Linked DNA regions of Mus musculus: region 1 is linked to region 2. The links are chromatin contacts, found by Hi-C or POLR2A ChIA-PET in ENCODE. All regions are on one chromosome and are shown on one strand. The core of a region is the stretch at or near the end of the contact, and the rest is flanking DNA. Distances in the headings are between cores, read along the strand shown. Region 1 overlaps Morrbid (myeloid RNA regulator of BCL2L11 induced cell death). Region 2 has its middle 43 kb from the start of Gm14009.

Region 1 (3,586 bases), core at 735-3,234, 200 kb after region 2:
AGCTTAGCTCAGGAAGAGACCTTATCTCAAAGTAGATAAACAAATAAATAAGTACATATGGTGGAGAGTTATTGAGGAAGACACCTGTACTGAGCTCTGTCCTCTATACTCATGTGTACTCATGTGTACTCATGTGTACAGACATACACACACTCACATGAATATGTACATACACTTACACACACACACACACAGAGTAACAGAATAACATTGGACTAAATACCAGCAACCATTTTCTAGCAGTCAGCACGTGCAATTAACCACTGCAAGGACCGCAGATGTCTGGGCCTGGTCACACCCAATGTGTCGTCTCAGACTTGTTTCAGTTTGCAGCTTTAGAACAATGGGGGCACTGAGAAGACACAGGGAGTGTGACCAGGCAGCAGAGGAACTTCAGATGTGGTAGAGAGGACAGGATATCAGGGTGACGAAGCAGATATGAGGCTTCTGTCTCTGAGTGACTTGCAGCCAGGAGCCGCACTCTCAGCTCCACGTTTAAAACTTAAATTCTAAAACTGGTTGCCAAAACTCATGATTTAGGAGATTTCGTAAAAGGTGTCCATGTTCCTGGACCCAGTAAAGTAGGTCCCAGCCTGTTTTCTTATGGTAAAACATCAAGGCAGGGTAAGTGAGGAAATCAGGTAAGAGGCTGTAAGACCTCAGCAAGATCTCTGGCTCTTTTTTATTTTATTTTATTTTAATTTATTTTTACTTTATTTGGTAGTAGAGATTGAACTCAAGGCTTCAAGCACACCACACAAGACCCTGCCACTGAACTACAGCCCCAGAGTTTTGTTTGTCTATTTGTTTCATTCTATTACTTTGAGACTGACTCTTGTTAAGTTCTCCAGGCTGGCCTTGAACTTAGGATTCTTCTGCTTTGACCTCAAGCCTGGCTCTGGCCCTAGAACTCTGAACAGCACCAGTCGTGGGCCACATCTGTGTAGTCACACTCCAGATTGCTGCTTTCCATCTCGTCCCCTCTGTCACCTGTTCAGTGATTTGGTAACCTGTCAGATCTGCTTAGGACTGACCTCAGGTGGGACATGAATTCTAAACAAGAGAACAGGAGACCAGACCCATCTGGAGATGTGGGTGATGGGTGATGACTTAAATCTTCCAAAGTAGAGTTTAGTAAAGAAATGTCAGGTTCCAAGCTTTTAAGTTCAGCAAACTAACAAACAAAACCCTAACTATACAGGAGGTTGGGCTTTTGTAACAAAAAGAGAGAAATGAGAATCTCAGTTATTAACAGAAATGGTACAAGTGAACCACAGGGAGTTATGGAAAGAAGCAGCTGAACCAAGCGTGGCCACTGAGACAGGGTCAGAACAGTGCCCAGGACACAAAAAGACCCCAGGAGGTGGTCTGGGCGTGAACACTGTAAGTCTTAGGATTTCTGTTGCTGTGATAAAATACGAATATAACTTGGGGAGGAAAGGGTTTATAAGCCTGTCATCCAGGAAGTCAAGAGAGAAACTCGGGGCGGGAATCTGGAGGCCACGGAGGAACAGCATTCCTTGTGTCTTGTTCAGCCTCCTTCCTAGTACACTCAACACTGCCTGCTCAAGGAAGGCACTGACTCCCGTGGACTGGTGCTCGAACATCAATCATCAATCCAGAGAATGCCTTGCAGCTTTGCCTATAGGCCAAACTTATTCCCACTCTTCTCAGATATATTTAGGTTTGTGTCAAGTTGACAAAAACAAGCAGCACAGGAGGTGAAAGAAAGAACATTCCAGATACACTTGGACTTTTCTTACTATCAGAACCAGTGAACTTGGCTGTGCAACCCCTCTGCACTTCTGAACTCTCGCAGGCTTGCACACTGAAAGGCTTCATAAAAGACTAACTCGATAATTCAAACTATCCCCGTGCCTTGGAAGTCACGTTTGAATTTCAAGCTCTGCCTTTGGAGTAGCTCCTCAGACACACACAGTGTGCTTCAGAAATCAGCCCAGTGTGTTGATCCTTCCAGCACTCCCAGACAGACACAGACAGTAGCGCCCCCTCCTGGCACACGGCCTTCTTAGCCCACAGAGGGGTTACTCCCTCCTGGGACACTTCTGCACATAACTTTGACCTGCTACTCAAGGCCTGGTCTGGACTCTGCTTCTTTTCTGACTGAGCACAAATCCACAGGAGAGTCACTGTCCACTCCTGATCATTGAGAGCCCTGGAGTATCCTCCCTCCTTTAAGCCATTCACTGCTTAGGTCTTACTTTTCCATAGTGATCAACCATCTTTACTGAAATTCCTGTCTAGTTCATTTCATATCTATCAGAACTCACTGCACTGAGATGAATTGTTTTCTGGTGGCGATGGGACAGGATCCAGAGCTTAACCCAAGCTGGGCAAGTGGCTCCACCAGTGGGCTACATCCTGGCCAGTGTGCTGAGGCCTGGGAGTATGACTTTTCAGTATTTGAATAGTATTATTCCCTAATCACTACACAGGAATATTTTAGCAGATTTCATATCAGAGCAGGTGTATCCAGGGTGTTAGCAGCCATAAAGATTAGTGGCAAAGCAAATGGCTATTGGTGTCCTTGAGGATGGACACTGACTACAACACCTGCCCCAGAGCCCCTCAGCCAACCAAGGTAGCGTCCTGCTCACTGCCTTGGTTGAAAAGGATCTAGCTTCACACACAAATGTGCTTGTAGGATTGCACCCGACAGTGCTTGGGCATCAGTGTGTTTGCAAAGACTGTAGAGAGTCAGTGTGTAGGGATGGACTTGCTGGGACTCCTGTGGGAGGCACACAGGGTAGGGATGGACCTCCTGGCACTCCTGTGGAAGGCACACAGGGTAGGGATGGACCTGCTGGCACTCCTGTGGAAGACACACAGGGTAGGGATGGACCTGCTGGCACTCCTGTGGGGGGCACACAGGGTAGGGATGGACCTCCTGACACTCCTGTGGGAGGCACACAGGGTAGGGATGGACCTGCTGGCACTCCTGTGGAAGGTACACAGGGTAGGGATGGACCTGCTGGCACTCCTGTGGAAGGCACACAGGGTAGGGATGGACTTCCTGGCACTCCTGTGGAAGACACGCAGGGTAGGGATGGACCTGCTGGCACTCCTGTGGGAGGCACACAGGGTAGGGATGGACCTGCTGGCACTCCTGTGGGAGGCACACAGGGTAGGGATGCATTCACCGCAAATATGAGCCTTGGTCCAAAAACTAATGCTTCCAGAACGTTCTTTGTCCCACATGTGAACACAAAGGAGTGAAACTCATGACTTCTGAAACCACAGAGTGTATTTGACTTTTTCATCTGCATTCTCTTCCTTGAACAACTTCTGTGTAAGGTGGGATGACATTCTAGAACATGCAACTCAATAAGGAGACAATTTTGCTGGTTCTTTTTTTTTTTTTAAAGATTTATTTATTTGTTTTATGTATATGAGTACACACCAGACACACCAGAAGAGGGCATCAGATCCCATTACAGATGGTTGTGAGCCACCATGTGGTTGCTGGGAATTGAACTCAGGACCTCTGGAAGAGCAGTCAGTGCTCTTAACAGCTGAACTATCTCTTCAGTCCTAATTTTGCTGGTTCTAAACAGCAAAAAGAGTT
Region 2 (4,111 bases), core at 149-2,648:
TGTGTGTGTGTGCCCATGTGCGTGCGCTTGCACGTGTGCACTAGTGGCTGGGTTTTCCTCAACTGCATTTTCTGTCAATTGTAATTTGAAAGACAGGGCTCTAAATTGGACAACTGCTCCCACTTTGGGATTTTTGTCATTGGGGAAATTGTCATAAATATGTGAAAATTAACACTGCAGGAAAAAAAAAACGTTGAGTTGGCTGCCTGCCAAACCTCTCAGGGAAACACAGAGCGGATACAGACGGGTGTTAGATGGCCCTCGCTGGACAAAGCTATCTTTTCTGCAAAGCAGAGGTTAAAGTTGGAAAAGCCTCGTGAATTGTCAGAACCTTTATATATGACAATGGAAGAGAAGTCCGCTCTAGAAATGGGAACCACATGCCAAATAACTGATTTTTTAAAAAAGTTACAGGGTAGAGAATCCCCAAATGAAATATTTCTACTAGATAAATACTAAGGCCTCGTCAGAGAAAAGAAAGACTCCTGAACAGAAATTTGCTAGGATCGTGTTATTGTGCATCTTGAAAACAGGCAGGGCAGAGAAGTTGGGATTTGCTAGCCTGCAGGATTTGGCTTCAGAAAAGTAATTTTTAGTGTCCCGGGTTGCTTTTGTTTTTAAAACACAGTCACTTCCAAACATGGCTTTAGGAAACTTTTCTGAGAATCACACCTTTTCTGAGAGGGACTGACTGCACACTGGGGAGGCTTAGGAAACAGAAGTGACCTAGAATCTAGATTTTGCAGGAAATCAGAGGAGGCCAGTTATGCAGATTATGTGGAGGCCTGTACAGCGCTGGAGGCTGCAGAGAGCACCTTTCGCTGGGAAGGGTGAGGTCATCTGAGGACAGAGGAAAAACGAAGAGGAAGTGCCCTCTGGAGCTGGGAAGGTGCTGGGGCTAAGGAGGAGTGCACTGGGGAGGGTGGGGGCGGGGGCTTGGAAAGGGATTCTCTCCAGCGCCATTTCTATAGCCTGAGCTGCACTAGCGTAAACAGGGGCCGTGGGCATACGGCGGTAAGACTGGGATTCCACGGCCAGGAAGCAAGCACTAACCACGGGAAGTGTTGGGAGGCAGAATGTCTAGAAGCAGGCGAAGGAGGGAGAGTGCCCTTGGCAACGGGGAGATAATGAGCGCTCCTCACAGTCCAGGAACTGGTCTGCTTAGAGATAAGCAAGGAGGCCAGGAAGAGAATCCCAAGGGCCCCAAGGCATGTGAGGTAGCACAATGCTGGGTTTCAGGTGTGGCTTTGGGGTTTGAACAGGGAGAAAAGCCTGCTCGGCACCATTCTGTCCCTGAGGCCATAACTGTCCCATCACATTCTTCTCACAAAGGAAGGTGAGGCTCGAAACCACTCTCCATCACCTAGTATCCCCATCCCTTGTCCTGTCCCTCCTCATCCCTGCCTGGCTGGCAATTAACACAGTACACCCCAGGAACCTACTCCGTTTCTGGGCAGATATGGTTATTCATCCAGGAAGGAGAACGAATTAACCTGTTTCCGTTTCCCCAGCGCCCGTCTATCTCCCTCCCATTCCTAGGAGGCCGCCCTCCTCCTTCCCACACCCGCTTCTACCCAGAGGCAGCAGGAAGCCTCTCTGCAGGGATACTAGCTGGGGATCTCCCGGCTGGAAGCACCTGCTTTGCTGCAGCCTGGGGCACTGTGACCCCTGGGGATGCAGCTCAGAAAGCCCCTATTAAAATGCTAATGCAGCACCTGGAAGGGTGAAGCCTCAAGGCAGCCTCCTATCTCGGTGCCTGAGCTTCCTCCTGTATGACTAGCCGGGGATAGAACACCCTGTGGGTATGGCGGATGTCTTGACATCAGGTACCAACCCAGCATTCTGCTAAACTCTATGTTTGAGTTCCATAGCAGTCAGGCTTAAGCTTGGGCGCCTCTCAGGACAGCAGGTCTTAAAGAGTCTGGCGTCTCCCTATCCCAGGCCCTCCCTAAACACAGTATTATTCGGGGCCCAGTGTCTCACTTTTCTCAAGACACCTCAGCACCCCCACAGCTGTCCATGTAAGATGTGGTCACCTTCAGTCTGTCACTTCAGAGAAGTGGGGATCTCCATGTTAGGCTTCAAACCCAGGACCCCTAACGCTAGCCCTGTTAATATACAGGCAATTCCACTTGGCCTACTCTCGGAGACCTAGCAACTGCTTATGTCAGCACCTGACCCTGCTGCAGATATAATAAGGTTCCTCCAGCCACCACATCTCTCTCTCCCCCTACCCCACCCGGAAAGAGGGTTGGAGAGATAGCTCAGCGGTTAGGAGCACATACTACTTCTCAAGTGCTCACATCACACAGCTGCCAACTGACTGTAACTCCAGCTTTAAGGGATCCAAAACCTCTGGCTCCTGTGGGTACCTGGATTCCTGTGTGCATACACACACATACACACACACACACACACACACACATACACACACATACACACACACATACACACACACACCCTGTATATACATAATTAAATGAAATAAATGCTTTTTAAAAGAGAAATATATGTATGTTTGATTAAACTTACAGTGAATATCAGACTTAATGGTAAAAAGCTTAATCTCTTCCTCCTATGATCACAAACAAGGCAAGGTCATTCAAAACCAGTGAGGCCACTCCTGCCTGTGACCCAAGCAGTATGGAGGGCTGAGAAAGGAAGAGGAATGCTGGGGCTTGCTGGCCATCAGCCTAGCCCAAACACAGCGAAGGACCCTGTCTCAGGCAATAAAACAGGGATGGGGAGGAGGCGTTTTGACATCCTCCGTTGGCCTCTGTATGCACCGGCACAGATGTGAACACACATGTCACACACACGCATATACATACACACACACACACACACAGAAAGAGAGAATAGATGTATCAAAAAGATTCATCATAACAATCTCTAATTTACAAAGTCAGACAGATTGAAATAGATATAACAACTTCTAAATTACACACATACACACATTCTTTTTGAAGAACTCAAAATGGATCGCAGATTGATGTAAGACTATAAAAGTATTATTTTAGAAATAACAAGAAAATATCCAGGGCTTGGGACTAGGCTAAACTTGAGACCAAATACATGCTCCATAAAACATATAAAAAAATATTGATAAACAGGAGTTTACAAAATTAGAAACATTTACCTTTTGACTTTAAGAAGATGAGAAAGCATAGATTAAGATGAATGTCTTTCTAAGATCTAATATATCTCACTAGCGAAGAATCAATGGAGAACTAAACAACCCAATTAAAAATTGTGCAAAAGACGCAAAGACATTTCATCAAAGAGAATGTATGTATGGCAAAAATGTAAAGAGAGGAAATGAGCTGTCTCTCTGCACCACCTCTCAAGGAGATGGAAATTTAAGGACTTGCTGAGCTAGAAGCTAAGGAACTATACGGATACTGCCAGCAGGAACGTAGACCTCACAGCACTCCACAGCACAGCTGGGTGGCTTCTTAAAAACGTAGTGTCTGATCTGGGTAGGGTACACCGTTGATCCTAGCACTCGGGAGGCAGAGACAGGTGGATATCTAGTTTGAGACCAGCCTAGTCTACAAAGTGAGTTCCAGGTCAGCCTTAGTCTTAGTCTTTCCAGGATGTTGTGACCAAATAGTCCAAGAAGGATGGATTAAACAAATGACATTCATTTCCATAGTTCTGAGAGCCAGAACTAATTGCTAGAATTTTGGGGATCTGGTTCTCAGATTTGAGGATTTCATGGCTTGCACATAGTATCTTCCCACCATGTCCTCCTGTGGTACACGAGGCCAGGCAACTTCGGAGCCTTTTATATAAGACTGTTGTCATTCTGCCTCCTGACCTTCACTCTCCAAGACCTCATCTTCTGATGTCATCATACAAAAGATTAGGTTTCAACATAGGAATTTGAGGGCAGGAGACATGAACATTCAGATTGTCACACTAAAAATATACCTTTCACATGGCCTAGCAATTTTATCCTTGGGCATTTACTCCAGAAAAATGGAAACGTAAGCACACAAAAACTTACGTAGGATAGACATTTTATATGTAATAACTGAAATCTAGAAGTACCCACAGTGTTCTACCACAGTGAGATGATTAGACAACTGTGGTATAGCCACACCATGGA

The links. A loop is a pair of places that touch in the nucleus more often than their neighbours do. ChIA-PET counts read pairs that join two places held with the same protein, here RNA polymerase II (POLR2A).
Region 1: a loop to region 2 is called in a map of regulatory T cell, with 2.0 times the contacts of the local background. The contact joins two enhancer-like sites. A Hi-C loop is called at or near these places in 4 of 37 maps with a recorded cell type or tissue (CH12F3, T-helper 2 cell, regulatory T cell and 1 more). POLR2A ChIA-PET finds 5 or more read pairs at or near these places in 1 of 5 experiments (Patski).

What each region holds. Positions count from the first base shown.
Region 1 is chr2:128,406,912-128,410,497 of GRCm38, forward strand. All of the region lies in intron 1 of Morrbid (myeloid RNA regulator of BCL2L11 induced cell death), which reads right to left. Among named protein-coding and RNA genes, the nearest start is that of Gm14010, 14 kb to the right of the region's middle. Within about 2 kb of position 1,985, at least 1 of the 3 ENCODE cell types and tissues checked has a DNase peak (open chromatin) inside an H3K27ac peak, as active enhancers do.
Region 2 is chr2:128,210,378-128,214,488 of GRCm38, forward strand. No RefSeq gene overlaps it. Among named protein-coding and RNA genes, the nearest start is that of Gm14009, 43 kb to the left of the region's middle. Within about 2 kb of position 1,399, at least 1 of the 3 ENCODE cell types and tissues checked has a DNase peak (open chromatin) inside an H3K27ac peak, as active enhancers do.